Linked DNA regions of Homo sapiens: all the other regions are linked to region 1. The links are chromatin loops, found by intact Hi-C in ENCODE. Cell type or tissue: mammary epithelial cell. All regions are shown on one strand. Region 1 holds the start of LOC105372694 (a long non-coding RNA gene). Region 2 has its middle 48 kb from the start of CIMIP1. Region 3 overlaps LOC105372693 (a long non-coding RNA gene). Region 4 has its middle 150 kb from the start of LINC01742.

Evidence for each region. Peaks named below come from ENCODE experiments on the same cell type or tissue, not always from the same donor. Only the 100,000 strongest peaks of a DNase experiment are listed, where the experiment ranks them.
Region 2: a loop joins it to region 1, with 3 times the contacts of the local background. A loop is called at or near these places in 8 of 110 quality-filtered maps.
Region 3: a loop joins it to region 1, with 6 times the contacts of the local background. A loop is called at or near these places in 4 of 110 quality-filtered maps.
Region 4: it touches region 1 in a loop (20-fold over the local background); 3 of 110 quality-filtered maps call a loop at or near these places.

Annotation. Positions count from the first base shown.
Region 1 is chr20:58,174,893-58,182,892 of GRCh38, reverse strand. It overlaps LOC105372694 (a long non-coding RNA gene), which reads left to right and starts at 3,214. Exons shown (of 3, transcript XR_936926.3): 1 at 3,214-3,301; 2 at 3,437-3,545. RefSeq lists a silencer at 3,052-3,111 and an enhancer at 6,706-7,206. In mammary epithelial cell, a CTCF peak has its summit at 3,164 (motif pointing right); no DNase peak of the experiment used is centred here; H3K4me3 peaks cover 191 bases.
Region 2 is chr20:58,098,448-58,106,447 of GRCh38, reverse strand. It overlaps the pseudogene HSPD1P19. Among named protein-coding and RNA genes, the nearest start is that of CIMIP1, 48 kb to the left of the region's middle. In mammary epithelial cell, no CTCF peak of the experiment used is centred here; DNase peaks (open chromatin) are centred at 3,487 and 4,037; H3K27ac peaks cover 2,396 bases.
Region 3 is chr20:57,987,349-57,995,348 of GRCh38, reverse strand. LOC105372693 (a long non-coding RNA gene) reads left to right here. Exons shown (of 6, transcript XR_007067678.1): 3 at 5,951-6,046; 4 at 7,114-7,262; 5 at 7,560-7,648. Among named protein-coding and RNA genes, the nearest start is that of LINC01742, 13 kb to the left of the region's middle. In mammary epithelial cell, no CTCF peak of the experiment used is centred here; DNase peaks (open chromatin) are centred at 3,568, 3,898, 4,698 and 6,328; H3K27ac peaks cover 2,334 bases.
Region 4 is chr20:57,854,265-57,862,264 of GRCh38, reverse strand. No RefSeq gene overlaps it. Among named protein-coding and RNA genes, the nearest start is that of LINC01742, 150 kb to the left of the region's middle. In mammary epithelial cell, no CTCF peak of the experiment used is centred here; a DNase peak (open chromatin) is centred at 5,414.

The sequences.
Region 1 (8,000 bases):
AGGCCCGGGTACCAGCACTCCCGCCACGTCCCCTGGCTTCCTCCTGCAGGCAGTGGGCACAGGCAGGTGGAGGCAGCCACTGCAAGGAGCCAAGCTTTCTACATGCACCATCTCATCTAATCCTTCCAATGAACATGTCAGATGGGCACGGCCATTCCCCCATTTCACAGACCAGGCAACTGAGGCTCAGAGATGTAAGGCCATTTGTTCAAGGCCACAGAGCTCACTATGGGCAGCACAAAGAGTGGTCAGGGCAGTCTGACCAACACCAGTCAGGATTCCCCAGCTAGAGATCATGTCATCAGCACTAGCATTGACACAGTGTCTCTCTGGTGCCAAAGACTGTTCATAAGACATGACCAGCTCCCCACTGTAGAAGGGAGGAAATTGAGGCTCAAAGAGTCGATGTCACTTGTCTCAAGGGTCCCAGTAAGTGAGGGTAGAGCTGGCGGGGGCACTCAGGTCTGTCTGGCAGCTGAGCTCTTAAACGGCTGTCCCTCGCCTGTCCCAGAGAGCAGCTGGCATGTCACAGGGCCCCTGGGAAGCTGAGAAATGGGCCCCAAAGATATCAGGTCCCAATCCCTGGAACCTGTAAATGTGACCTTATTTGGGAAAAAAAGGTATTTTCATGAATGATTAAAACAAGGCTCTTGGGATGGGGAATTTATCCAGCATCATCTGGGTGAGGGCAGATAATCTCCCCTTTTTATTTTCTATATTTTGACCCTAGCAAGCCGTCTAGATGGGCAGTGGAACGCTGCATTCCTCATTCCAGCTAAAGAGGAAAAGATCTCACAAGGAGAAGGGAGTGCCAAGAGAGAGCAAGACCCTACACCCTTCCAAAGATCCCCTATGGTCCAAACTCCTTTGGCCAGCTCGGTCAGTTCTTTTTGTTTTCCATTGGCAGAGGAAGGACAGGTGAGAGGAGCTGGGGGTAGTCATGAAGCTCCCCAGCCTATTTGAGAGAGCACTGCCTCTGAGCTCCAGCAGTCTCAGCTGGTAAGACCCAGGGGTCCTGTTCTTTTCTGTAGTCCCTTGAAGATGAGGTCCAGCTAAGGTAGAGTAAGCAGTCATGCCATCTCAAGTGTCAGAACAGGGAGGCAGAGGGAGATTGGAGTCAGAGGAGGAGAGTTTGATGTGACTACAGAGGCAGGTTTGGGAGTGATGTAGCCACAAGCCACTGCAGGAAAGCCTGGAGCCACCAGAAACTGGAAGAGGCAGAAAGGATCCTACCTTGGAGGCTTTGGAAGGAGCGTGGCCCGGCTGACACCTTGACTTTTGACTTCTGCCTCCAGACTATGAGAGTCAATCTGTGCTGTTTTAAGCCCCCTAGTCTCTGATCGTTTGTTATGGCAGCCCAAGGAGACTGATCCAGGGTCAGTGGTGTGTGAGTGAGGCCAACCTTCTCCCCTGACCCGCTCTCTCTCTCCTGTGTCATCTCCAGGGGTCCCACGACTCCTTAAAGCATGCTGGTGCCGGACACAGTGGCTCATGCCTATAATCCCAGCACGTTGGGAGGCTGAGGCTGGTGGATCACCTGAGCTCAGGAGTTCGAGACCAGCCTGGCCAACATGGTGAAACCCGTCTCTACTAAAAATACAAAAATTAGCCGGGCGTGGTAGTGGGTGCCCGTAATCCCAGCTACTTGGGAGGCTGAGGCCGGAGAATCACTTGAACCCTGTAGGCGGAGGTTGTAGTGAGCTGAGATCACGCCACTGCACTCCAGCCTAGGCAACAGAGCGAGACTCCATTTCAGAAAAAAAAAAAAAAAAAAAAAAAAAAAAAAAAAAAAAAGCATCCTGGAGGGCACTGTGGCTGCTGTCACAAATTTCAGAGTGTAAGGCAACACAATTGTGCTACCCCACAGCTCTGGAGGTCAGCATCCGTCACAGTCTCCTGGGCTAAAATCCAGGTGCCGGCCAGCTGTGTTCTCCTCGGGAGGCTCTAGCGTAGAATCCGTTTCCTTGCCCGTTCCACCTTCTAGAGGCTGCTGGAAGGAGGGGTGGTGAACCTTGCCTGGTGGGGAGGCCTGAGGAGTTAAGAGATCCAGAGCCCCTGGGGAGAGACCACAGAAAGAAGCAGGAGGGAGGGACCACGGCTAGGGTGAGGCAGGTGATGCCATCGCCTTGGGTGCAAAATTTAAGGAAATGCTAAAAAAGCACAACTCCCAAAACCCTGTAATCAAGATAGAGGATATTTTAGTGTGACTTTGAAAAAATCAAAATCAATGCAAAAAAATTCATGATATACAAAATATTAAAGCTTTTTTTTTCTTTTTTCTTTTTTTTTTTTTTTTTTGAGACACTGTGTTACTCAGACTGGAGGGCAGTGGCGGTGTGATCACAGCTCACTGCAGCCTTACCTCTCTGGACTCAGGTGATCCTCCTGCTTAGCCTTCTGAGTAGCTGGGACCACAACCGTGGGCCACCACACCTGGCTAATTTTTGTATTTTTTGTAGAGATGGGGTCTCACCATGTTGCCCAGGCTGGTCTCCCACTCCTGGCCTCAAGTGATCCTCCCCGCTCAGCCTCCCAAAGTGCTGGGACTACAAGTGTGGGCCACCTCGACTGGCTTAATATCAAAGCTTTAAATAATGACAGATAAATAACAGCGCTGGGCCTAGCCGTATTGCAGCCCTAGGCAAAAGGACAAATCAGTACTACTGATCCTGACTTCATTTACAGTTTTGATATTTTGTTCTTGGATATGCTTGCATTGATTTTGAATTTTCAAAATACGATTTATTTTGAAGAACGATTTTTTGGGCTCTCCCTTGAATTTCCCACCCCATGTCATCCCCTCTCCTGGCTGTGGCGGTGGGGGTGGTGCATCTGGCAGTGACCGGCTGACCCGGGAGCCAGGGGTGTGGGCAGTTCCGGGGGCCACCCACGCGCGGGGGTGTAGACGCTGCGCCGTCCTGCTTCCCCCTAGCCCTGTCCTCTGGGGACAATCCTTTGCAGGAGGTCGTTCATCAGTGTTCCTCAGCCTGCGCCAGGCCAGCCTCCCGCCTTTAAGGCGTGCATTGTTTTTCAGCCTGGCCCCTGTGAGACCCCAGTGCGTGGCCGGGGAGGGCGCTTCACCCACGCGGCGCGGGAGCAGCGCGGAGCCCGCAGCTGAGGTCCCGCCCGGCGCCCGGTTCCTGCAACTCCAGGCGTGGCCAGCAGGGGGCGGCGTGGGCACGCTCGAGGCCCCGCCTGGGACCCGGGGCATTTCCTTCCCTCTTCCGCGGCTCTGCCTTCGTGCAAACGACCCTGACCCGGGGACAGCCCGGGTACTGCTCTTTAACCCCCTGCTGCTCAGGTCCGGCTCCTGGGGAGGGAGGGGCTCTGTGTTCTGGTCTTGCGGGGCAGCAGCGTGCTTTTCTTGGATCTGAATTGGGAAACCATGAGCAGACCCAGGCACTCAGTGTGTGTTGAATGTTCCCTGTATCTCCAGATTCTTCACGCAGCCTAAAGAGGCGGCCAAGCCTGTAAGTCTCACTTTGCAGATGTAGAAGCAGAGGCTCAGCAGGGCAGATCTCCTCCCGAAGTCCCGGGACCATCAGGTAAAAGGTCGAGTCATACTCAAGTCTCCCTGCTCCACATCTGAACGCATGGCCTCTGTCACCTTGTCTTGTGAACAAGGCTGGTGTGGACCCAGGATGCAGGGTCTCCACTGAACTCCGGGGGGTTGCCGAGGTGGGAGCGTGACCAGGAGCCAGGGCGGAGTGCATGACCCTGCCCCTGGGGCCCCTGTCCTGTTTGTGGCAATGAAGAGTGAGGGAGAAATACGGAGAGAAGAGGAAGCATTTTGTGAATGGCTGCAGCAATATGAGTCTCCACTCCTAGGTCCACCTTCCAGTCTCCAGGGGGAGTCCCTGGAGAGCCTAGAACCTGAATTGTCTGTGTCCCCACCTCCAAGCACAGATCCAGCACTGAACAGCACCTGCACTGGTTCTGCCCAGTTCCCTGTACTCACCATTCCAGTCTGGACCCACATCCCAGGAAGCTAAGTTCCCCCAAGAGCAGCCCCCAGCCAGTGATGGTGGGAACGGAGGATAAATACCCCAGCTCCCTTGCCCCACAGGTGAGATAACCCTGAGGGTGTCCAGCACCTCTCCTCTGGGGCCCATGTGGCAGCTGGCCTTGATGACACCTTGATTAGCCTCCTCAGTCTCACCTGCCTACTCCTTGGACTTCCTGGGACCACCTCCCCTATAAACTACCTGCCCTCAAATCCTCACTTCAGACCATGCCTCTGTTAAGCAGAGACCCTTGATACCACTGTGATGGTGGTGATGTTAACATTCATTGGTGCTGTTTCTTGAGCACTTACTGTAGGCAGACGTTGTGGAAAGGGCTTTGTGGGGTGAACTTCATCAAATCCTTGCAACAGCCCCATATTGTGATGAGGAAGCCGGGGAGGTGGTCACGGGGCTGCTAGGATTCGAACCCAGGTCTGGAATGAGGGAGTGAATAAGTGATGGGGGCCTGGATTCCTCCCAGGACAGTGGCTTAAGATGGAAACTAGATATTATGGAATGTGGGCATGTTTGGGGAAGCCAGGAGCACATCCCAAGGCTTTCAAGAGTCACTCCCACAGAGGGCAGTTCACTTTCTCAGTCCCGGCCAAGTCTGGCAGGGGAACCCTACTTTCCTCTTTGTGTGTTTTATGTCTCACTCATTTTCTACAGTAGGTAAATATGCATTAATTTTCATAATTTGAAAAGAAAACCATAAAAAAGTAAGGCTTTCAGATAAAAGCACACTTGGACACGTTAGTTGGGAAAATGTAGCTAAAGGGAGCTCCTGGCAGGATGCTTGGTCAAGGGCGGTTTCTGGGATGAAGATGCAGCCGATGACTGAGAGGCTGATTCGAGTTGATCCGTGGAGAAGCCACACCTCTCAGCCTGCACCCTGTGCGTGGCGCCACATGGTAGTGGTGGCTGAGGCTCGGCGGACTGCTTTGGTGAAGGAGATGAGACCTGTGAGAGCTGCTTAGCGATTTTTGTTGCAAACTGAGGAAGTATCTGGGGTGGATTAGGGCCCAGACTAGGGAGGGAGCTGGGATTGCTGTACTTTCACAGAGGGTTTTCTTTCCCAGGGTATGGGGCCAACACTTGGTCATGGGGCTTTGGTTTCTCCAGGTGTAGGGAAGGACCCTTGGCCCCTCTGCTTCAAGGCAAGCCCGTTGTGTCTGACCCCAGGCAGCAGGGGAGGGTTTGGGCCCACTACCCTGGTGGTCCTCCCCGGGGTGAGGACAGAGGCTTGAGAATCCCCCACTTGGTGAGGGGGAAGGAGGGAATTCTGGGAGTCAGGAGGGTGACAGGCCCTGGCAGGTGGGGGTCTTGGCTAGTACCTTCCTGCCAGAACAGGATTCCACAAGCCAGACAGATGGGGGAGAAGGTGGGGGTGGGGGAAGACTGACGGCATGTGACAGCGATGGCTGGGTTTTTTGTTGGCGTCTGGCTGGTGACCTTTTGGGGGAATGGATTCAGAAGTGACTGCTATTTGTCAAGGCCCAGTTCAGAGATGCCAGTGGGGGTCACCTCCTCAGGATTAAATGTCAGGGCCCTACTGTTGCTGGAAGTGGGATATACATCCCTGCAGGACACAGGCTGGTTGGGGCTTGGCAGTCTCCTGAGCCCAGGCGTGTCTGCAGAAATGCAGGTGTGCCTACCTCATGTGCTGTGATGTTAATTTGTGACTTGCTCTTGTGTGTGTGTGTGTGTGTTTCCTTTCTCCTCTTCCCAGAAGGCAGTGGAACTCCTTCATCAGGGTTTTGTGGTATGGAGTGGGGGACTGAAATTGCCCACTCCTGGTTTTTATTTTCAAAAGGAAGATGCCTTGTGGGGGGCATGGCTGAGATAGTGAGAAAAACAGCCACCAAGCTGGGAGGGGGTCCTAGGGCTGGGGGGGCCACAGCCCAGTCTCACAGCTTCCTGGGCAGATGGCAGAGTCTGCATTGGTAGGGCTGCCAGGAATTCCTGCCAGGCTAGACCCTGGATGCCCAGGCCCCTGCTTCTCCAAAGCCCCTCTGCCTCCACCTCTTGGCCTCTGCCCTCAAGAGACCCTTAGGGTCTATGTATATCAAGAGCCTAGGGACCAGAGCCACACCTCAGGGTTTGAAGTAGGCTGAATCACTTTGCTGGTGGCCTTAGGCGAGCCTCATCTGCGATAGGAATGGTGCCCCTCTGTAATCTGCAGTCAGGATTATTTAAACACATAAAGCACTTAGAGCAATGCCTGGCATAAAAGAAGTGCTCAATAAATAGTTGCCCTTGCTGTTCTTGTAAGTGATGACTGACCATTGTGAACTGAGAGTTCGGGGCTTCCCCAAGAGTTTGGCTCCATGCTAGGCCTCTGGGGCTTTGAGAAGGTGCGGGCGTAACAGCAGCCTCCATTTGGCTGGAACTGAATTTCTCATCAGCCCAGGGGCATGGGGGCTGGAGGCGCTTCTAGGGGGTTGGAAGAAAGTGGGGAATGAGTATCTCGAGAGCCCCAGTAAGCCCCAGACTCATGACCCCCTCTCGTAAGAGGCTCCTCAGATTGGGCCTGTGGTCTCCAAGGGTAATGGTGGGGACAGCTGGCAGCCACTGCGAGAACCCACCCTGTGAGTCATCTGAGTGGGTCCCCCCAGGGTCTTTTGAAGTCAGCTATGAGACCCCCATTTTATAGGTCAGGGCCCCATCAGGGGCTGCCCAACACTCATGGCTGGAGAGTGGGGGACCAGGGATAGAAGTACGATCACCTCCTTCAGGGCCTCTGCACATTGGACTCAACTGCCCTTATGGGGACACTGACTTCCCAGGGGGGACTTGGGCACAGGGTCTCCGCTGTCAGGACCAGCTCTACTCAGGGCGCAAGCCAAGCCAGGACCTGGTGCCCCAGCCCGGCCTAAGTTAGTGATGGAAGTGAGACCTGAACCCAAGCCAGCTCCCAGCTGGTGACTAACATGGGGACTATCACCACCATCCCCCTTGTCCATCCCGTCACCCAGGGACAGAACAAGTGACCACACCAGGACCCTTCTCTATGGGACAGATGCTAACCTGCAGTATGGGCATAATCTGGCCCTCTCCTGGGTAGATGGAGCTGTGGCCCCTTCTCAAGTGATGGCTGCTGTTGGAGGAATCCCTATTCCAAGCTCCAAGGCACAGCCCCTATGGTGCGTGCCTGCCGGGGCATAAACGCAGAGTCCATCCATGTCCTCTCCACACTACAGGGAGGACACAGACGAGGCCCTGATCACTCAAGAGGAAACCGTTCACCTGGGATAATGGGATGCAGTGGCTGCGGGTGGCCAGTGGGGACTTGAACCCATGCAGTCTGGTTCTGCCCAGTTGCTCAGCGCACACTAGGGCTGCTGGGGGAGGTGCTCCTGTCCTGGGAATGCAGATTCTCCCTGTGCTGAAGTTCAGAGAAAGAAAAGGAAGGAAAAAGGAAAATCTTCTTCCCTCCCATCCCCTCCTGTTCCCCGTTTCTCGCTCACTCTGTCTTCCTGTCCTTTCAATGTCTTCCTCCCTTTCTTTTCTTTTTCTGCCTGCCTGCCTTTCTGTCTCTCTCTCTCCCTTGTTTTTGCCTCTACTTGTCTGTTTTTCTTTCCCTTCTCCTCTCTTTCTGTCTCTGTCCCTCCCTCCCTCCCTCTTTTCCTTCTCTCCTTTCTCCTCCCACACCCTGGGGCGGGGGATGGAGGTGGGGGCTGTACTTGTGCTCTGAGCCTGCCCGCTGGCTGTGGGGACCTGACCTTTTCTGCACTGAGGGGAAGGAATGGGGTAATTAGCTTATATAATCCCCGGCCTGCCTGCTGTTTGCTGTGGATGTGGACAAACTCCATGAAAATGTGGACTTCTGGGCTGCTGCTGTGGGATCCCTTCAGAGGGCTCGGTATGCTGGCCTGGGAGGGGAGCAGGGGCTCTGGAAGGCAACTCTGGGTGCGGTCCTTTCACAGCCTTTCCTGGGCTCCCTCCGAGGTGTCTGTGAACTTGTGGAGGGAGTGAGGGTATGGGGAGGGGCAGCAG
Region 2 (8,000 bases), 76 kb after region 1:
CCTGCTGACACCTTGATTTCAGACTTCTGGCCTCCAGAACCATGAGTCAATCCATTTCCATAGTTTAAGCCACCCAATTTGGGACTTGGTTGTGGCAGCCCTAGCAAATTAACACATCCGCCAAGCGAGGGAATAATCTGAGTGGCAGAGAAGCCCTCCAGAGGGGCACTTCTTTCCTTTGCCCTGTGGACTCCAGGCTCTGTGCCTGGCAGCAAATGATACCTAATCACACTGCACTCTAAATCTACAGGGATTCTGTGGTTTCCCCCCGGCTCTCCATTTCTCTTGGCTTATCTCAGTCTCCTGTGCTGCCTCTAGCTTGATTAGCTTTACCCACATGTATTTGGCTTCATTCTTATTTTCTTTAATGTTTTGATAAGTGAGATCTCAAGCTGTGATTTTCTGTCTATGTTCCTAATCCTAATCTCTCTATTTCTTTCACCTCACTATTGTAAGAAATGTCTCCTGATTCAGTGTCCCATGTGAATTTAATTAACATGCTGCTTTTTAAGGAGTGGGTTTTGTTGACAGGGGCAAAGTGAGGTGAGGCAGAAGGGGAGACAGTAGTGTGTCAGTCAGGGAGGTTGGGTTATGCTGCAGTAACAAATATCCCCAAAGTCTTTGAGGCTTAAGTCAACTTTATTAAAATGTTACCCTCCTTGATGGTCCTGTAAATACGTGTTTGCGTGATATCAAAGAATGACAGCCTCACTTGTGGTGAGAGTGCCACTTTGCCAACTTACGCTATCCTTTGCTCTCCATCTCACATTATGGTCTTGGCTACTCTCTCAGTTGAAATTACCAAGAAGAGGGAAGGTCTCAGGTACAGCATGTGCAGAGAAGAATCTTCTCTCTGCTTGAGCTTGGAGCATAATGGTGGCTTGCACAAATCTCTGAACTACATGTTTCAGAGGAGCCATGCTGGGGTTCCCATCTCCTCAAACGAACATGGCAGGCGTAAAAGGAGCAAGGCGGGCAGGATTCAAATGGCTTAGGCAAGCAGAGGGCAGAAGATTGTTGCTTCTTGAGGGTTTCCTTTTACAACAAAAAAAATGAGTAATAAAGTTGAATTTGGGGGCAATTTGATTTGTTAAAATAAATTACTGGAAGTAATTGGATGAAGAAGGGTGCTGTTTTTAATTAGTTTAAGGGCATTGGCTGAGGAAAATCATCTTTCCCTCTCTCTTTTAAACATGGTTCTCCTCTAACTGGCACTGAAATTTTTTTTTTTTTTTTTTTTTGAGACGGAGTCTCACTCTTTCACCCAGGCTGGAGTGCAGTGGCATGATCTTGGCTCATTGCAAGCTCTGCCTCCTGGGTTCACGCCATTCTCCTGCCTCAGCCTCCCAAGTAGCTGGGACTGCAGGCGCCCACCATCACGCCCGGCTAATTTTTTGTATTTTTAGTAGAGACGGGGTTTCACCGTGTTAGCCAGGATGGTCTCGATCTCCTGACCTCGTGATCTGCCCGCCTCGGCCTCCCAAAGTGCTGGGATTACAGGCATGAGCCACCGCGCCCGGCAGCACTCATCATTTTTATAACATTTATCATGGGTTTTTTATGATTCTAAAAGTAATATAGGTCCACTAGAAAAATAGAGAAAAGCAAATTAATCTCACCTCCTAAAGACAACCTCTGTAAACATTTTGCTGTATTTTTCATTTTTTTCTATGTATTTTGTAAAGTTGGCATCATACTCTGCTTACAGGTCAGGCCTGTATTTTCTTTCATTTAACATCCTATTATAAATACCTTTCTCTATACATAAATGTTGGTAACATGATTTTATAAGGCTACATGAAATTCTGTTACATGGATGTACTCAAGTATATAAAGATAAGCCTTTATTGTTGGACAGTTAAGCTGTTTTCAATTTTTGCTGTTATAAATATCAGCACTGGATCAACATCCTTTGTGTGTCTCCAATTAAGAGGACTCACTGTTTAAAGCTTTGAATTTCTGGCTTTGCTCTCGCCAAAGAAATGTACTCCTTTACTTCTACTCTTTGGTTGTGAGGAATGGATGAGCTGAATGCCGTAAAAAAGGCACACGTGAAAGTCATGATATCGGCACCTTCTCACGTTTTACACACTTTGCGTGTATTAACTCATTAGCCCTTAGAGATGCCCTATGATAGAGGGGTTATCAGTATCCCCTTTTTATAGATGGGAATCAGAGCTGAACAGAGACCTGGAAAGAGAAGTGCCAGAACTGGGATTTGAACCAGGATTCAAACCTGGCAGTCTGGCTCTGGTGTGTGTGTTCCCAATCACCGTGCCACGTGGCCTCTCAGGACGGCTCCCCACAGGTGACACATCTGCAATTGATGGCAGTCTCACGTGTTGTGAGATTGAATTGGAAGGTTGGAAGGAGCCGCTGAGGACATTTTATAAGGCTTTGTCCCATGACCAACTGAGGTCGGATTCATCATGAATCCTAAGAGCTCATTCCAGAAGTGCCAGAAACGAACAGAGGTACAGAGTCTCTCTGAGTGCATGGTCACCGAAGAGCCTCCTCCTCCACTCTGGGAGGTGGGAAGCTTCATCCTCTTACCACCATCACCACCTTCATCATCGCTATATATATTTACATAAAGGAAGATCTATTAGGAGGGGTTGGATCATGCAATGATGAAGGCTCAGAAGTCCCACCATCTGCCGTGAATGACTCCAGCCTGATTCCGAAGGCCTGACCAGCAGGGGAGGCGGTGGTATAAACCTCAGCCCCAGGGCAGAAGGAGCCCATTGTCCCAGCTCAAGCAGGAAGGCAGGAAGAAAACAGGGCGGCTTTCTCATTCCTCCACCTTTTTGTTCTATTCAGTGGTTTGAATGATGCTCAGCTGCATGGGGAAGAGCCATCAACTTTACCTAGTCTACCAATTCAAATGCTCAGCTTATCTGGAAACACTCTCACAGACACACCGAGAATAACATTTGATCTGGGCAGCCCTGGGCAATTGGGTTGACCCATCCAGTTAACCATCACGAATCCTTTTTTCTTTCTGGAGGCAGGTCCAGAGTCCCCACTGATACTCCTGGCAAGCCCAGGCAGAAGCAGGTGTGCTTTTCAGGATGTGTCAACTGAAGACTGGGATTGTCCTGGACTCCCTCTTGGTCACATGCCACCCCTAGGTAGCCAGGGTTCTGGGAAGCTTGCCCACCCACTGAGTGGGGTGGAGGGACAGAGGAGCACACGCCAGCCCCACCCAGACCACGTAGACCAAAGGTCGGGGGGAGTGGGTCTCCACTAAGAAGACCAGGAAGTTGTTACCAGCGGGAAAATGGGAATGCAGCAAGCAAAACCAGATGTGCTTTGCATCCTTAAAGGGTTTTGAGTAGGTGAGGAAACCACTGAGTTTGCATTTTGGGTAGGATGACTCTGTGATTTCAAGTTACTTCAGATCATTAGGGGGTGCACCTTCTATTGGCTGAGCCCCTGAGGGCAGGTGCACCAGCTCATCCCTGACTCATGGTGGGGGCTCAGATGTTCTTTTTTGTGGTGGTGGTGGTGGTGGGTGGGAATGAATGGCTTCATCTTTGTGGCTCCATCTGTGACTGAGTCATCCATTCACCCTTTTCCCTGATCCCCACCTTTCAGCATCAGATAATATTGTAACTCTTCGGGTAGCTGTGTGGCAACAGTGGCTTGCCAACCATCACCGTGATTTATCCACTGCTGTGGGTTCCCTGGACAGACCCACAATTAAGAAGAGAAAGCGGCACAGCTAAATCTCTGCTGCCTGTGAAACAACATCTATTCCCACATTTTTTTTTTTAAATTTCTTGCCGCCTGTGAGCAGGGTTTATCTAAAGTGATTATAATGGGGTGGAGGGCGGTGAGATTCTTCTCTCGTGGAATGGTGCCATAGCGAGGCCAGCTGTCAAGGGGTTCAAATACTGGAGGCATTTTGCTAGGCCATGAAAATGCATGGAATCTGGAGATTCTTGAGCCAAAGAGAGCCCAGCTGTGGTCATTTGCCAATGACCTCAGGCACTTGGAGCATGCCTGGGCTGGACAGAGTGGCCTCTGCAGTTGTCAATCCAGGCTCTCCCAAAACACTGCCTGCAGCACACACTGTGTTGCCAAGTAACAGAGAACCACAAACTGAGAAGCTCATCCCTTTCTCCATTTGTCTTCTTCTTCTTTTTTTTTTTTTTTTTTGAGATGGAGCCTTGCTCTGTCGCCCAGGCTGCAGTGCAATGGTATGATCTTGGCTCACTGCAACCTCTGCCTCCTGGTTCCAGCGATTCTCCTGCCTCAGCCTCCCGAGTAGCTGGGACTACAGGCACCCACCACCAAGCCTGGCTAACTTTTGTATTTTTAGTAGAGACGGGGTTTCACCATGTCGGCCAGGCTGGTCTTGAACTCCTGACCTCAGGTGATCTGCCAGACTTGACCTCCCAAAGTGCTGGGATTACAGGCATGAGCCACCGTGCCTGGCCCCTTTTTCCATTCTTCAGAATCCCTCTAGTGATCTCAAAGAGAAAGTCTCGGCTTAGTGCTAATATGCCTTTAACCCCTAACATTGACCATCTCCATTGGCCACGAAAGCTCTGAGTATGGAGTTTATTTTGAAGTTGATTTGAACAGAGGGGGAGCTGGATGTGGCTCAGGACCATCAGTTGAGGATGTGCAACCAGGTGTAGAACAGTTTACTCTATTTATCTCCTGGGTATTTTCTGTGTATCAAAAGTGATGTTTCTTTTTCATTTAAGATAAGAATTTAAAATTTACCTTTAAATACATTTAGGGAACAAAGTGAGAGTTGATTGAAGGAACATACTAGCATGTGGGGCAGGAGGGAAGGATGGGTGCCATGCGGCCTTGCCTTTGGTTGCAGAGTGCAACACGTTGCCGGTAAGCACCCAGTGTGGCTCGGGGCCAGCAGGGCTGCGTCATCTGGGAGCTGGTTAGAAACGAAGACCCTCGGGGCCAGGCGCGGTGACTCACACTGGTAATCCCAGCACTTTGGGAGGCCGAGGCGGGCAGATCACGAAGTCAGGAGTTCAAGACCAGCCTGACCAACATGATGAAACCCCATCTCTACTAAAAATACAAAAATTAGCCAGGCGTGGTGGCACATGCCTGTAATCCCAGCTACTCAGGAGGCTGAGGCAGGAAAATCACTTGAACCTGGGAGGCAGAGGTTGCAGTGAGCTGAGATCGCGCCACTGCACTCAAGCCTGGGTGACAGAGTGAGACTTTGTCTCAAAATAAGTAGGTAAATAAATAAATAAATAAATACCCTCGGGCCCCAGCCCAGCCCAGCTGAGTCGGAACCTGCACTTTAACATGGTCCCTAGGTGGTTTGTGTGCCAATTAAAATTTGAAGTGCCCTGGTCCAGCACATTAGATGTGCGCTCCTGTCTCCTGGTAGGTGTCTTGAGGTCAGGGGCCCCACTTCTTAAGACCCAGAGCCCTACCAGTACTTTATTTAGCATAAAGTAAGTACCTAATCAATTTGGTTAACTGCTGCCTCCCAACCACTCCTCATGACTTAGCCATCAATAGCGGAGAGAATGCAGGCATTTCGGCAGCCAGAAGCAATGTATGAATGAATGAATGAATGAATGAATGCATGAATGAATGCATGAATGAATTGCCTTAAAATTCCTACCAAGCACCCACCATTCCCCAAACAAGATGCCAAGCTACAGGAATGCAGAGTTGATTCAGATAAGGCTTCTTTAGGAAAGTCACAGTCTCCTAGGGGAAACTGAGGCATGAACATGTAATCACAATACAGTGGATGAGTGAGGTGATAGTGCTATGCCGGGGACTCCTGGGAGTGAATGTTAGCTAATCCAGGATAAGGGAAGTTAGGGAGGGCTTCCTGGAGGAGGAGACTCTCCTTGCTGAGTTTAGGAAGATGAGCAGGATTTGCACAAAGAAGAGAAGGAAGAGAATTCCAGGCAATGGACACAGCACAAAGAGAGGCAAGCGGGTGGAAGCAATGCAGGGGTGGGTTGGGGCTGGACTGGAGGGGAGGCAGGGCCAGATGATGGGAGGTTCCACAGGCCGTGGTGTGGAAGATGAGATCTTTAGGGGCTTTTAAAGGGTTGTAAGCAGAGAAAGAAAGAGGTGAGCATGGCCATATGTTTCAGCAGGAGACAGCCGGGCTCAGGGTGGGAGATGGGGTGACAAGGGTGGAATGTGGAGGGGGCCGACCCACTGGGGCGTTGCTGCTGGTCCAAGTGAGAGGCAGTGGAGGCTTGAACCGGGCAGATGCAGAGCAAGGGACAGGGCTGGGAAATCCTTTCTTCTTCCCTGGGTTCTAAACCATGGGAAGTGCTCCTCTCTGCTTCAGCTGAGATGTATTGGCTTCTTTGCTCAGCCTGCAGCCAATCCCAAATGTCACAGGCGCCTCCTTGCAGCAGCCTACTCTAGTGGAGTTTTCTTGATGCTGAATGTTTGTGGGAAATAACTCCCACACGTGCCTTGAACTCCTGCCTTCTTATTGTGGTTTGAAGTTCAAAATTGCCATTGCTGTGAAGTTTGTATTATAGGGCACTTTAGGTTGAGTCTCCCCCAGATGCAAGCTCTGAGTGTAGAGTTTATGTTGAAGCTGATCCCAGGCAACTCCAGCAGGGGTACAAGCAAGACAGGACGTAAGACAGGTGCGGGAAGGAAGTGAAATGTTACCAAGCAGTTCATCGGTGTGGGAACTGGAACTTAGCTGGGCTGGGGAGCTCTCGGTGCATAAGGTGTCATTCCAACCCATGGGTACTTCCAGCTCCTGTTAGCTCACGCGATCCCGTTACACCCAGCAACCTGCATCCAGTGACGCACACTGGGAGCTTGACATGGTGGGAGTATTGACACCATGGAAACTGGCAAGCACTAAAATCAAGACTCCCCTCCCTGTAGATACTCTGTCATTAAGTGTTCCCAGCACGCCACTGGGAACCCCCGGCCTACCTGTGCCCTGGCAGGGCAGCGCTGGCTGCAGGAAAATGAAAAGGCCGTGGGAATGTGGGCAGCCATGTCTTCAGAGTCATCACTGTATCATCCCATCCATTTTCTCTTGTGCTTTTGGGGATGCGACAGTGCAGTAAACGTGTCAGGCAGGTGGTCATTTTAATTATGATTTTCCACTTAGTTGCAAAGGATTTCTAAGTCAATCTGACTTGTAAACCGTCCCTTCCCGTAGGGCAGAGCCACCTAGTACATTGGAAAGGACTGAGGATCTACCCCAGAAAGCCTGAATTGGAAAGGTGAAAACAAGCTCGATAGCCGACAACAGAGGATTGGTTACATGAATAACTACACAGCCTCACAAGGAAATGACCACTGAAACAGAGAAAATAGCAGTTATGGGATTTGCACCACTGGTGGCGAGTGCTTAATTTTACCTTTATTATTACTATTATTTTACAATGAATTTGTGCAATTACATCATGTGTATGTTCTTCAGGGGCTGGATAGCAATACTTCAATACTTTCCAGATGATGCTCTGAGATCAATCAACTCTGTGAGCCTGGGTTTCCTCCTCTGTAAAATGAGGACCAAATAGTACCTGATTCAGAAGTGAAGCAAAGGAAATGAAAGTGTTTTTAAAAATATAAGATGCAATATGAATGCTAGTTACTATTGTTTTGTCTTAGGGACAATGATCTCGTTTCTACTGCAATAAGCAGGATATGGAGGCCCAGAGGAAGACAGCTGGATCCCTTCAGCATAGAGCATTCAAGCCAGCCCTTAGCCAAAATCTATCCAGGTCCACACCATTTTGGAAATAGCAGCCCGCAGGACTTTGCAAGGGAGGGAATGGGGGATAAATTTCCAGAAATGAATATCCCTGAGACTATTTCCCTTGGACGGATTGTCTTTTCTGAAGGCATTTTTAAACGATAACTGGAAATGCTGATTTCACCAAGAACAAGCACCCCTGCCCACCCTTTTCCCCTCTGATGTGCCTCCAGAAGGGGTCTTTGTTGATGGCAACTTGTGAGGTAGATACAGCTGAGGTCCCACAGCAGAGCAGGGCTCTTCTCTGTTG
Region 3 (8,000 bases), 190 kb after region 1:
CAGGGCTGAACTCGTTCTGATGTGTTTCACGGCTGATATTTTAACAATGAAACCTTACTGTCTTCATTACGATAAGTCTAATAAATGGCATTTGTCTACTCACAATTAGCATCTGGGTCCTTAATGTACATTAAATTACCAAGTCATCCAAAAATGCTATCGAGATGGTAGAATAATTATTCCTATTCTGCAGAGGGAAAAGGTGAGGCACAAAGAGGTTGGGAAACTTGCTCTCACCTGATGTTCAGTAGTATTTTCTCCCCTCCACAAAAGTTGGGGGTGGTCTGTGGCCTGCCAGGGGGGACCTTTTTAAGCAGTGAGAGGCAGTGGGGTCTCCTGGTGACGGTTATTGGCTCATGTGTCAGACAGACCTGGACTGCAGCCACATGCTAGCCCAGCAACTCTCTTCACCTGCTGGAGCCTCGATCTCCTCTTTTGCAAAATGGGATGAGAGGGCGTGGGGGCCTTCAGGAAACTGCTGCTGAAGCTGGGGAACGGGACACTCTTGTCCAGTCTTCTGTCATTTCATTAGTTTGCTTATCGACTAAAGGAGGCTTTTTTCCCCCCCGTTTAAGCTTTGAGAGTTGGAGTTCATAGATCAGAAATTTTAATTTGAGTGCACAGAACATAGGTTCCTTTAGTTAATTTGACCACTCGACTCAGCCATCACTGACATTGAAATCCCTTCTTTCATCTATGGCTGCACCTAAGCTCACCCTGTAGGGTTGCCAGAAAAAACACAGGATGCCTGGCTAAATTTGAATTTCAAATAAAAAATAAATAACTTTTTAGTATCAGTATGTCCCATGAAATATTTAGGGGCATATGGATACTAAAAAAAGATGATTCATTGTCTATCTGAAATTCGATTTTAACTGAGTGTCCTGTATTTTTGTTTGCTCAATCTGGCAACCGTACCACCTGGCCACAGAGGGAGGGGGAGGCCTCAGGGCACCCTAGCTGGGACTTGGCCCCATTAATGGCTATGATTATGATTTGTTTATTGGCAACCGCTCTGTGCCGGGCACCGTGCTGAGCTCTTGGCCTCCACCTTCTTGCCTTTCATCCTCACAAGCATTTTTCACATGTGGAAACAGAGGGAGCTGAGAGGGGAAGCGACTTGCCCAAAGATGTGGGTCGCTGAAGCCCAAGCCTGTTATGACTCAGCCTGATGCATCTCCAGCACGGAGACATGTGGCCCCCACGTCCTGCCTGCCCCACGCAGGGTCCTCGCCAGCCACTGAGCTGCTTCACCCTCCACCTGGCGCTGATTAGATTCTTGAGATTTTCAGTCCAGTGCCTGAGCCAGCACATAAAATCTTTATTTTTCCCATCCAAATTAGTTCCTGGGGAGACCCTGTGCCCTCCCTGGCTTTTATATGCCTTGACTTGGCTCATAAAATGACAGACGTCACCCTAACAACCCCCTCCTGTTCTCCAGCGAGACGGGAGGAGTCTCTCTGCTCTTGGCTGCATTCCCCTACCTGGATCACCATGAAATGTTATTTCCAGTAGACCGAGCGACTTAACGGCTGTCATATGGCACATATCAGGCGGAATCGTCTGACTTGCTCCATCCCATCATGTTTCATGGACCATGATTAGCTGCGACATTCTAAGGCACACAGTGCAGCCTTGCCTGTGACTCCCCTTAAGAACAAATGGCTTCACCTGACTCCAGAGGCTGGCTTTTATTTTGTTCCTTCTTTTTATGTAGTCGGCCTCATGGGAGTGGGTGAGTCTGGCAGCTGCTGACCACCTCTGATCGCACTCCTAAGCCAGGCTCCATGGAACTGAAACTTCAGACTCAAGCTAGATGATTCTCTATGACTTTGCCCCAGTTATCTGAAGCCTGGTTCCAGTTTGAAAAGATAAGTTATTATGGAGATAAAGCCAATTGTGAGATAAAGCCGATGCCACCATCTCGAGACATTTGGGGATGAGTGGCTCTGGCTAATGGGCACTGAGGGCATCCTCATTCATTCATTCTGTAAATATCCACTGAGCATACTCTGTGCCTGGTATGTTAGCACCAGGGACGTATTGAGACAACTAAGACATGTTCACTGCCTTTAAGTGTTCCATCACCTAGAAGGGGTCAGAAATGTAAATGAACAGCCAACATGATCAGGGCCATTATGCAAAGACCAGAAGACCTACAGGAGGCGTCTCCGGGCCGTGGCTGGCTCCCTCTTGGCTCTCTTTGGCTCTAGGCAATGGATCAGGATTGATCTGAGCTCCTCACAGCTGCTTGTCCCTCTTGTCAGTGACTTATTTCCCAGACTCTCTTCGGTCCGGATGGCATTGCGGCACCACAAACAAGGCTTGAGCTGAAGTAGGTGGTCAATTTATAAGAAATATTTTGCTCTCCTGAAAAAGAAGGTCATGTTCATTGGCTTTCCCCTTTTCCTTTCTTGTCTTGAAAGCATCAACATGATGCTTCAAGCTGCAGCAGGTCATCCTGAGGCCATAAGGCCACCAACCTGAGGACAGAAAGTGGAAGTGCTTAGAATTCTAGAGGGGAAGGCAGGGAGAGCCTCTGTCCCTGCCGGCATGGCCAAGCCATGCCCCAGCCACACAGCACCCACCCCTCCCTGCTCGTTGTGTGAGAACAATAAACTTCTATTTGTTTAAGCCACTGTTAGTTGGGTTTCTGATACCTGCAGCCCAAAGCATTCCAATCTAATACAGAATTTAGTACATTTTATCTGGAAGGTCCTGGAAAATCTAGGCAGAGGGGGTAATAAAAAAAATGCACAAAGTCCCTTGTCCTCTAAGGTCTATAGTCAGGGGACATGTAGCCTGGAACTGTTGTCACTCATTTGTGTCCTTCTATCCTGGTAGACAGACCTCCTTGCCTTTCTGGGAGCTGAACAGCTTTAGCCTCCAGGAACCCAGGGAGGTGAAATGAGACTTCTTGCACCTGCTCAGGTTCCCGACACCTCTCTGGAGCCCCATTCTCTCCTTTCACCAAGTTAAGCTGTAAGAACGCAGCACCCACAGACAGTACCTCTCCAACCTGTGTGCTATGTGGCACCCAAGCATCTTCTCAAAATGCAGATTCTGATCTAGTTGGTCCAGGCTGGGGCCTGAGAGTCTGCATTTCTAAAAGGTTCACAGATGGTGCTGATACTGCTGACCTGGGGACCACACTTTGAGTAGCAAGGTTGTGGAGGGTGGCCAGCTGCTTCTAGGACTATCCTGCTGTGGTCAGTACTGCCCTTCTACCCTTGGAAGCAAAGTCCAGTCGAGTATTCTTTACTCCAGCCCACCTAGCTGGAATGCCCACGTTCTGATTTTTTAAAATTATGCCCTTCTGCAGTCGGATGGGACTTCTCAATTTTGGATTCAAAATCAACTCCCTGGGCTTTGCATAGACTCAGAGTGACCAAGTGTCCTGGTTTGCCCAGAATGAAGGGCTCCTGGGGATGTGGGACTTTTCAGTACCAAAACCAGGAAAGTCCCCTGTGAACCGAGAAGAGCTGATCATCCTATATAGGTTGAAGGCTGTTCAATTAGAGGGAAGGCAAGATGACTCAGGAAGGCCTTGGCACCCAACAGTGTGAGCGCCCAGTGGTATCAGCCAGGGCTTAGTGAGCACCAGGCTAAGTGTGGGCATTAGTCACAGTGCTCCACGCCAGTGAAGTGCGGCAAGCCTACTCTTTGGGATTTTCTCTGTCATCCCAGACCTGGGTCTGGAGGCTTGGATTGTGGGGAACAGAAACAGCGAGCTCCCCACCTCCCTGGCCTTGCTGTTGCCATGTGGGGCTGGAGAAGGCCACGCTGTCACAACTCCTCATGAAGCAGTGAAGACTTGGGCTGGGACAGAATGAGGTCATGGGTCCTGGGCACCTCCTGGGTTTGCTGGGGCCTCCCCCGCCTTCCACCAGCCCTAGGCGGTTAATGACTCGCTCAGCTCCTTAACTAAAAAAATGTGTGCTGGCTCCCAGCTGAATGCCTTTAATTTGTCTCATTTGTGCCTGAAGCACTGGGTGTGGACAAACCGAAGTTAAGCAAAAAGGCTATTACCATAATGCGATGGCCCTCTGGCAACGTCTCTTCTGAAACTCCGTCCTCTCCCTAACAAGACAGGCTGGCAAGGAGGGCATGCTAACTCCAAGCACTGGCCCGCCTCTGCCTGTGGACTGGTTTTATTTTGTGGCTCTTAATAGTGGTTTTGTGGTTTTAAGAAGTGGCTGACCTTTAAAAATGGGAAGATTTCAAATAAAAATGTATATTTCTAATCACTCTTAAAAAATCCAGCAGCACTGAATCCACCTTCTGACATAGGAACAATTAGCTGGGGAACAAGGACAGGCTGCCCTGGTGGGTGCAGTGGGGGTAGGGTGGGGTGGGAGTCCCTCAGGCAGCCTGGCCCCTGTGACTTGGCGCAGGTGCTTTTCCAAATCATTTCTTGTCTTATTTTATTAAGTGAGAAATACTAAGGATGCTATTCGTTCTGTTATCAGCACATTATCAGTATTGGAGTCAGTTTCAGAAGTAATTTCTGATTCACTTGCCTTCCGAAGACAGGGCTTCCCACACACGCAGGACCTTGGACCAAAGCAGGACAAGAAGCATTTGAAGTCCTGGAGTAGAACTTCAGAATTAAAGTCTTACATCATTTTCATCATTGTAAAAAAATGTGCATTCATTGTGAAAATGGGTGTGAATTTTTCATAGCAGTATTTGGAGGAACATAATGAGTAGCCGTTAAAGGAGTGACTATCCCATGTTTCCTCTGGGCATTGTAAGAAGCTCTCCAGAAAACGTGAGCCAGCAGCTCTGACGTCTTTCCCGATGCAGTTTTTCAACAGGAAATGTTCATTCAGGCATTTGTGGGGGTGATGTCTGCTCAAATAAGTGTTGCAAAGACACAGTTCTTGGAAGGCAAAACTGAAGCAAGTGAAGGATCAGGCTCATCTCATTACCTGATTTGTTATTTTTATTGTAGAAGCAAAATTTAATGGCATGAAAAATATGGTAATATACAGATACATGAAAATTAACAGGTTATAAAACCATACACAGTGCACGTTATCATTACAAGTAGGTGTATATTTAAATGTGTTTGTAAAAAGAAACATGAAAAGCTGCATGTCAAAATGCATTTAGTAGGTTTTATTGGTGGATAGTTGGATTATGTTTTCTTTTTATTCTCATTTTTTAAAGGAGCTTGATAGTCAATTCTGTTTCCCAGGTTAAGTTTCCTTCAAACTGTTCAACGGAAATTAGCAAATGCTTACCAAGGACCCAGGATGAGTCCTTAGTATGTGCCAGAGATGGTCAGGAACAACAGCTATCATAATGATGACAGCGTTATGATGACGGCATTACTAGTTAGGACTATGTTGGGCTGTATGTCAGAGAAATTGATCTTTAATCCTCCCACCTGCTTCATACCATGAAGCCCAGACACAGGCAATCCAAATAGTGGCTCCACAGTGCTACTGAAACCCAGCCACCTTCTTTCTCTCCTCTTACCCATCCTTCCACTGTGCTTTTCATCCCCACCAGAACAAAATGGCTGCTTTGTCTCCAGACATCACATCCAGAGTCCAAGAAGAAAGAAGGGAGGAAAGGAAAGAAAGGACATTCTAAAATCTTTTTTTTTTTTTTCTATTGAGGAGAGAAAGCTGCCAAAGGATTGTGACCATGGTCACATGGTCATTTCTGGTTTCCAGGAGGTCTGGGAAGGCGAACGTTGTTGAACAGGCACATCTACTAAGGTGCCTATTGTGAAACGCAATTTACTGCTTGAATAAAATTGAGATTCTGTTAGTGAAGAAGAAAAAGAAAGTGGATATTGGTGGAGGACCTTGCAGTGTTCACCCCAAATAACAATGGTGGTCATATCATTTTCTGTGAGTTTTACTGCATGCTAAGAACTGTGCTGGATGCATTAATGTTTTGTGTCAAACATTAATAACTATTATTATTATGATTTCAGACCACAGAAAAAGAAACAGAGGCTCAGAAAGGTGAAGCCAATTGCCTGAAGCCACACAGAATATCAGCTGGAGTCAGGATTCTAACACCATCCCATGTGAGTTTAGACATGTGCACGTAATCCCCAGGACATACCAAAAGAAACAGGCATTCAATATATCAAGGGATAGCCATTTCTCCCAGAGCCCAGTGGGCTGTGGCTCTTGTGTCCCTTAAGACCAGTGCTTCTCGAACTGTAATGTGCATCGGGTCACCTGGGCATCCTATTAAAATGCAGGTTATGGTTCCTGGCCGGGCCTGAGATTTTGCATTCCTAACAAGCTCCCAGGCGATGCCCATGCTTGTAGTCTGTGGACAGCACTTTGAATGCCTGAAACCACCTCCCAGACATGTCCCGCCTTCCTGGAGCTGGCCTCCTGGTTTCAGACGTGTGGGCAATTGGTGCTGAGATCATTCAGGGCACGTAAGGAATGCGCACAAATGCAGAGCTCCAGGGAAGAAAAGTCACAGCACAGGACCCAATAGGAAAACTGCCATTTGGGGAGACCAAGCCAAGGAGCGCTTTGCTCCTGCTGCTTTTCTCAAGGAAGAGCTTGCTTCCTGCAGTAAGTGAAGTCTAGGGTGCAAGGACAAATGATGTACCTCAGACCCAGAGGATTCATTAAGATTTTGATGCTCCTAGAAAATTGGCTCCATCGTCCATGTCTCAGGAACTGGGGGGTTGTGACTTTTTTTCTTTGGTGGTAGGATGACGATGGTGATGATGATGATGGTGATGATGACAAAGATGACTATGAAGAAGCAGTAGAAGGAGATTTGGAAGAGGGAGTAGAGGAAGGGGAGGAGGAGGAGCAAGGTCATCAGAGTTTGTTGAACACTTACTACATGCCTGATCTCATTTAACCCTTAGACTCACCTGGTGAGGGTTGTACTACATTTATTCCCATTTTACAGACGAGGAAACCAAGCTTCAAGGAAGCTGAGTCTCCTGTCCAAGCCCACGCAGTTGGCAAGTTGCAGATCTGGAGTAGAGTACAAAACTCTCTCATCTGTGTCTCCAAGACACCATGACCCATCATGGCTTCCTTCTGCTGGTTCAGGCGTAGTCTCAGAATTTTTCCTGCGCCATTGCCCGCGCCACCCCATCAACCCCATCTGTTGCAGGTAGCTGATGCTATCTACTGCCAGCCTGGAGCCAGGCTAAGAGGAAGAGAAAGAAGAAAATGCCTGCAGAAACATTCTATGTAAAGAACACTTTGGGATCAGAAAAAGAAGCGCGCCCGTGTTTCACTTGCAGCCTCACCCTGCACTAGGTACAGCCAGTTCTGCTCTGAGGCTTGTCTTGAAAATACAAATTTGTTCTAGTGTGATTGACATGTTAGTGGTAATTTGAGCGTGATGCGAATTTGGTTTTTACCTATATGTGATTTTGTCCTCAGGAAATGCTAGGCCAATGCAGAAAACTACATCCTGCTTGGCAAGCCCTGCAGGACACACACACACACACACAAGCATGTGCACACACACGTGGCCCTTCAACGTCACCTCAGCTGTGGGTTAGGAGCCACACCTGTCCACACCTGGTGTTACAACCATCTGCTCCATTTCAGGTAACCCTCCTTCCTCCACTGCACAATCACTTAGAAACTGTAACTCTTCTTGGGCCCAGGTGCACAGGTAAATTCGGATCTTTCCCAAGGTAAGTGCCATGTTTACCTTCGTGTTTATGCATTTCCTATGCATTTAACGTGTGTAAAATGGTGCTATCATTTTATTCAGCTTCTGTCTTTGTTTTCAATGTTACTGGTAATATTTTGAGTGTTGTGCTCCTAACCCCATTCTTGCCACAGGCCCTGCATGCTACCGTGATTTTTAGGAACCCTATGTCACCTCACAGATCTGAGCATATATGAGTTGGGCTCGTCACCCGGCCTTCTGGGAGTCTCAGTTTCCCTATTTGTAAAATGGACATAGTAAACCCATCTCCATCTCACAGAGGATAGTAAAAAGAGCCCTGGCCTTGGAGTCTGGGGGCTGGGCCACAGGTCAGG
Region 4 (8,000 bases), 320 kb after region 1:
TGGGAGGACTTAGATACCATTTAGGCTAACTCTCTTACTTCTTCCTGTTCATGAAGGGGACATCTGCTTCCCATCTTTTTTCTCTTTGCAGAGGGAAAACATAATGATTGTTAATATTTGCTAAGCACCTACTACATGCTGAATGGTACTCATCATATGTGGTACCAGCCACAGCCCCATAACACAGATGCTATTGATATCCTGCTTCACGGATGAGGAACAAAGACCTTAGAGTAAGTCACTTGGGTCTGGTCATATGGCATGTAAGGGGTCCCTACCTTTACTCCCTGCACCAGTGGCTCTCAAGAGTATGATCTGGGGAAACCTACATGTGCCCAAGATCCTTCTGGGGAGTCTACAAGATCAAAATCATGCACAGGTTAAAGATCTATATGGAAAGCAAAATACACCATAGACTTTAATGTAACAAAGTACAGACAAATTCATTGACATGTTTCAGATTCCACCTTGCAAGTAATTGTTAAGAAACTACCACTTGTTGAGTTTTGGTGTATTATCAAAGAACACTGCCCATAATTATCTGCAAAGATGATGAAAATACTTCTTCCAACTATAGTCAACTCTTGAACAACATGGATTTGAACTGCACAGGTCCGCTTATAAGTGCATGTTTTTCAATAAATACAGTCAGCCGTCCTTATCAGCGAGTCCCACACCTGCAACCAAATGCAGATGGAAAACACAGTATCCAAGGATGTGAAACCTGCATATATGGAGGGCCAACTTTTCATATCCACAGGTTCCCCCAGGCTGTGACTTGAGTATGTGCACATTTTGGTAGACGCAGTGGTGCGGAAACCAATCCCCCACAGATACAAGGGACAATAGTACATATTTGCATGAAGCTGTATTTTCTTCACATACTTCAACCAGAATGACCTGTCACAACAGGCTGACTATAGAGCAGAGAATCTGCTATCTTCTATTAAGCCAGACATTAAAGAGATTTGCAAAAATTAAAAAAAAATTGTTTTAGAAAATTTATTTTTCATAAAAGTATTATGTTAACATGTAACAGGTTTATTATAATTATTTTAAATAAATTAACATTTTTTAAAATTTCTCAATTTCTGTGTCAAATATAACCTTACGTGATGAAAGCTTTTTGAGGTCTGCCATAATTTTTAGGAGTGTAATGGAGCCTTGGGAGCAAAAAGTTTGAGACCTGCTTTCCTATTTTCCTAACAGGCTGTGGTTTCATTCAATCATGATGCAGATGTTTGCTGAGCATCAGTCCTGTGCCCATAGGCACAGGGCAGGCAGCAGAAATAAAACAAGCGACCATAAGCCCTGCCATACAGAAGCACAGGGTATGTTGGGAGGAGACGTTAAGGTGACTCCTCCACGGTGCAGACGGAGGTGCTGGAAGGGGATGCTCAGGTCAGCCAGGGTGGCTCTCCAGAAGCAGATACTGTGAGAATGTTTGGGGTGCAAGGTGTGTATGAGGGACCAGTTCCTGAGAAAAGATGCAAGAGAAGCCGGGCTGCGTAGAGGGAGAAGTCCAGCTGTGCTGCAGCCCAGCAAAGTCTTGGCTAAGCTGGTGGGTAGCTCTGGGGTGAGTATAGCCCATCAGAATATAGCATATCAGACTGTGCACAACATATGAAATGGGCAAGCCTTTATTCTCCACCTCATTTAGTCACCCTACATGGCTGCTCCAGGAAAGGAGCACACCATGGTCCAGGAAACCCTCTGCAGCCAGGGCAGACCCTGCAGAAGCTGACAGCAGTGGACAGCAAATCCTTCCCCAAAGCAGGTCTGGACAATACATCATTGGGCCAGCACAAGAACCATGGGAACCCCTTCAGGCTCAGAATGTCCTCATTTCCCATTGTCCCTGGCTCCTTTAGACTTCATGGCTTTGCTATATCTTTCCACTCAGCAGACATCCATTGCAGACCTACTATGTACCAGGCACTGCTGAGGTGCTGCTGAGAGGGGTTTGGAAAGCAGAGGCCATGTATCCCTCATGGCCACTTCTACTGGGTCTGGTGAGGCTCATTTTGATTTGTCCCTTTAGGGGTTGAGGGTCTATGGAGTCTAATCTGAGGTGCCCAGGCACCCCATATTGGCTGGCCATTGCATTAGAAGGGGGCAGACTGAATAAATGCCCCACGCAACACTAGGGGCCTGCAGTCAGGTTGAACAGGAACATTTTCTCAATTGCTTCCCTTAGATTTCCTGGACTTCTCCTTCTCTGGATTGGAAATGACCCTTGAGAGTTGAGTTTCTCAGGTGAAACTAATCTTAGGTGTTTGAAGTCAGGGTAGTAGTTACCCTTGGGTGGAGGGTGCAGGAGTGACTGGAAAGAGAGGAAGGAGGGGCTCTGGTTTGCTGGTTATGCAAATATGTTCAGTTTGTAAAAATTCATGGAGCTATACACTTATGATTGATGCACTTCTCTGTATGTACATTATAAACCTATTTTTAAAAGCCCATAGATTTATAACATACATACCTACAAAAGTTTATAGATTTATAACATATATACATACAATCTCTCTGTTGGAGAAATTAGGAAAGAAAAAGAAATAAAAGCATCACATTGGGAAGAAAGAAGTAAAACTATCTCTATTCACAGATTGTATGATCGCATGCATAGAAAATCACAAGGAATACACACACACCAAAAAACCTATTCAAGCTAATAATTAGTTCAGCAAAGTTGCAGGATACATAATAAATATACAAAAAGCAATTGTATTTCTATACACTAGCAATGAAAATACAAAAATAAAATTAAGAAAGCCAACGTACTAAAAGTGGCATTGAAAAGAATAAACATAACAAAAGAAGGGTCAGACTTGTACACTGAAAATTACAAAAAAAAACTATTGAAAGAAATGAAAGAAGATATAAATGAATGGAAAGACAACCCATGTTCATGAGTTGAAGCATTAATATTATTAAGATGGCAATACTCCTCAAATTGATCTACAGATTCAATGCAATTACTATCAAAATCCCAGCTTCCCGTTTTGCAGAAATTGATAAGGTGATCCTAACATTCACGTGGAAATGCAAGGAACCTAGAATGGATGAAATAATTTTGAAAAAGGAAAATATTGGAGGACTCATACTTCCCAATTGCAAAATTTAGTACAAAGCTAAAGTAATCAAGAAATTGTGAATAAAGATAGACATATAGATGTACATATATTTGAGATTCCAGAAGTAAGCCCTTACAATTGTAATCAATTTATTTTTGGTGGGGCAAAAATAGTCTTTTTAACAAATTGTGCTGGGATGACTGGACACCCACATGGAAAAAAAGAAGCTGGACCCTTATCTACAAAAAATAACTCAAAATGGACCATAAACCTAAACATAAGCACTAAAACTACAAAACTCTTAGAATAAAATAAATCTTAGTGTCCTTGAAATAGGCAGTACTTTCCTAGATACAATGCTAAAAGCACAAATGATAAGACAAAGAATCAGTAAATTGGGTTTAATCATAATTTAAAATGTTTGTGCTTCAAAGGACACCATCAAAAAGGTGAAAGAAACACCACAGAAGGAGAGAAAATATTTGCAAATCAAATGTCTGTTAAGAGATTTGTACCCAAAATATGCAAAGAACTTACAACTCAACAACTAAAAGGCAAATATCTGATTTCGAAAATGGACAAAAGATTTGAGTGGACATTTCTCCAAAACATATATCTAAATGCCTAATAAGCACATGAAAAGATGCCCAATATCATTATTTATAATATTAGGCATATACAAGTCAAGTCCACAATGAAATACTACTTAACACCCACCAGGATAGCTAGAATCAAAGAGTCAAATAATAACAAATGTTGGTGAGGGTGACAGAACTTGCAGCCCTTATGTGTTGTTAACGGGAATGTAAAGGTGTATATCCACTTTGGAAAACAGCCCGGCAGTCCTCAAAAGGTGAAGCACAGAGTTACCATGTGACTCAATAATTCCACTCCCAGGTATCTACCCAAGAGAAATGGAAACCTATGTTCACACAAAAACCAGTTTATGAATATTCCTAACAGCATTACTCATAATAACCAAACAGTGGAAACAGCATAAATGTCTGCCACCTGATGGATGGATAGACAAAATGTAGTATATCCATGCAAGAGAATATTATTCAGCAACAAAAAGGAATGAAGTACTGATACATAGTACAATATGAATGAACCTTGAGATCATTATGCTAAATGAAAGAAGTCAGACACAAGAGACCACCTATTATGTAATCTCATTTATATGAAATGTTCAGAATAGGCAAATCCAGACAGACGGAAAGGAGATCAATGGTTGACTAGAAATTGGGGAAGGGAGAGGAATGGGGAGTGACTGCTAATGTGAACAGGACTTTTGGGGGTGACGAGAATGTTCCAAAACTAGATAGTGGTGATAGTGGCACAACTCTGAATGATACACATTAACAGAGAAAATTTTGTAAAATGAGAATTATATCTCAATATACTTATTACTTAAAAGTTTTCTGAAGAGCTGCATTCTGTTAAAGGACTGTTCTCAGGTGTGTGTCCACCCCTCACCCACACTGGTGAGCCTCGGCATCTCCTTATATGATAAGAGCTGACTGCCTTTGGTACAGATGGCTGAACCAAGGATGGACACTGGGTTCAAACTGGGACAACTGGTGTCTCTTCTGTGAGCATTTGCAATTAGGACTGAGAGGGGATAATCAATCCCTGTGTTGTATAAACAGAAGAGATAGAAATCTGTGAGCTGCAGGGTAGCCAAATCTGACTCTGTGCTTTTCAAGTAAGTGGAAATAAGTCTGGAGAGAATGAATAGATGGGTGGGTGGATAGACAGATGGATAGACAGACAGATAGGTGATAGATAGATAGATAGATAGACAGATAGATAGGAAATATAGATGATAGATGGATAGATGGATGGATGAATAGATGGATGGAATAATATGGATAGATAGATACACAGATAGGTAGATGATAGATAGATAGATTCGATAGATGATAGATGGATAGATGGATGGAATGATGGATGGATGGATAGATAGATAAATAGATAGATACATAGATGAAAGGATGAAGATTTAAGGCCAACTTACGGAGAGAAGATGAGATAAGGTCAGTGAGCCCTCAGAACAAAGAAAGATGGAGGTACTGTCTTGTCCCAGGCTGGTTTACATATTTACTGGTCACAGACATTTGTAAGGAACAGCTCAACTTCCAACCCTATGGTTTTTGTTACCTTATTTTTAAACTCACCTTGTCTCACTTCAATGGCGTAGGTGATTTCCTGTTACTTACAACCTAAACTTCTTTGACTAAGTCAGCTATGTTTGCAAACCACAAGCTAAACCTACATGGCATGCAATAAAAATGTGCATGCTGGTGAGGTGGGTGCCCTCCTCCGGAAGGGGTCACTCCCCACTCTGCCAGGCTCACCTTTTCTGCACCAAGGCCTCAAACTAGCTGTGACTGCTTTAGAGGTTTTCACAGAGTTCCACCCAGAAAACCACTTCTTCCTCTGAAATCCCAAAACTTGACTCACACCCTCAAAGCTGAGCAAAGCCTTCTTGGGTTGCTTTTTTTTAAATGTCAGTATCCAGGGAAAGCTATCTGAAGGTGGCATGGAGTTTTGCCACACATTGGATCCCTTCACAGAGGACAAGCTTCTAAAGAAAGACCTTTAGCCCCTTTGCTTACTGCTGTGTCCCTAGGTCCTTGAGTGAAAACTGGTATGCAGTAGGTGCTCAATAAATGTGTGCAGAGGACATGGGGCCTGGCACAGGCTCTACCTCCATATGGAGTTCTCTGATGAGCAGTGATAATAATAATAATTATTATCACAGCACATACTATGGGTCAGGAACTTTCTAAGATTTTTGCATCTTCTCTTTTATAACCCAAATAAATTCTGGAGCTCCAAACAGGCCAGCTTCTACATGGAGTTGAATTCAAAGAACTGCATACCCAGTAATAAGTAATTGAATTGAAATCTCCATCTTTATTTGAATCTCTTCAAGAACTTTGCAAGTATCTACAGTCATGTGCCACATAACATTTTAGTCGATGGCAGATTGCATATATGACAGTGGTTCCCTAAGATTATACTGTATTTTTACCATATCTTTTCTATGTTTAGAACCACAAATACTCAAAATTATGTTACCATTGCCTATAGTATTCCACACAGTCACATGCTGTACAGGTTTGTAGTCTATGAGCAATAGGTTATATCACATAGCCTAGGTATGTAGAAGGCTGTGCCATCTAGGTTTGTATAAATACACTCCATGATGTTCCCACAATGACTGCATTGCCTAACAATACACTTCTTAGAATGTATCCCCACCGTTAAGTGACACATGATTGTATTTCATAACCCACAGCAACATCACAACACCCTAGAATCCCCTTTCTCTCCTCTGCGGCTTCAGAGCCTGCTGCTCATGAACCCCCGGAAATCTCTATTCCGCTCAGTTTTCTGTCTCTTTCCTCTTCCATCTCATTTATCCCATAAATTTAGATAGCTTCTCTCAGCGCTTTAGTTTCCTTTTGTGTGGCTCACTACCTTGGCTTTCCATAAAAGTTACAAATGTGAATATAAAGGACATTTCCTCAGAAGGTGTGGAGGGATGCCAACCCTGAGGAGCAAAGGGAAAATCCTCTCCAGTGGGTGAGAAGGAAGGCTTGGGATGCCCCCGAGTGAAAAGGCCCTGTCCTCAGTACACAGTGAATGTCCTTAGCAACCGCATTAGGTGGGTGTTGCTATTATATCCCCATTTCACAGATGAGGAAATCAAGGCTCACAGAGGCTAAGCAACTTGTCCCAAATAACACTGCTAGAAACAGAATTCAAATCCAGGTCTCTCTGATTCCAGAGTTCACACTGTTAATTATGACTATAAGTTGCTTCTCACAGTATCTGTTTATTTTATTCAAAAAACATTTATTGAGTCTCTACCACAAACAAGGAATTCTTCTAGCTGCAACAGCAGGACAGACAGGTCAAGAAGCTGGGCAAACCCCCAGCAGAATAAGTGTGAGTAAAAGCAAAACTAGTTGTATGATGATCAAAATTTTTAAAAGCAAAAATACAAAATCTTAAAGGCAGCCAGAACAAAAAAATATATACATTGCTTTCGGGAGAATGAAGTAAGTATAATGGCTGGCTACTCATCAGGAATGATGGAAGCCAAGATATTTAAGGGAATAAAATATTTATAGAAAGTTGAAGAAAAGAGAAATTGCCAACTTAAAGTGCTTTGCCCCGTGAAAATACCCTTCAAAACTGAAGGTGAAATAATGACATTTTCTGATAAATAAAAGCTAAGAGAATTAATCAGCAGCACACGTGGGCTATGAAAAATACTAAGGAAGTTCTTCAGGATTAATAGAAGTGATGCAAGATGGAATCCTGGATCTGGCAGAAAAAAATCAAATTAAAAATCAGAAAGGATAAAATATATAGATAAATATGGGACTGTCTTTTTAAATTTTCTCTAAAAAACTATTGACTATTGAAAACAAATAAGATAACAAGGTATTGCTACATTTATAACATATGTACAAGGAAAATGTATGATAAAAATAGCACAAAAAACTAAGTGGTTAATGAAATTATACTGAAATTATCCACGTCCGGTGCAATCCCCTCCCCCTGAGTGTGGGTGAGACCTGGGAATAGGATGGGATGTTACTCCCAGGATTAGATCACACTATACGTCAACCAGAAAGAGATTTTTATAGATGTGATTGAAGTTTCTAATCACTTTGACTTTGAGTTTAATCAAAAGAGAAATATTCCTGGGTGAGCTCAACCTCATCGGGCAAGTTTTTAAGAGAGACATTCTTGCTATCTTTGAACAAGTGAACAGTGATGTTTTTGACTGCCTATGCAAAGGAGTGGCCTGGGAGGTGGGGATGGGGAGAGTCTTAGTTATCTAGTCCCGAAGAAATGAATTCTGTCAACAATCATGCGAGCTTGGAAAGAAGACCCTAAGACTTGGATAAA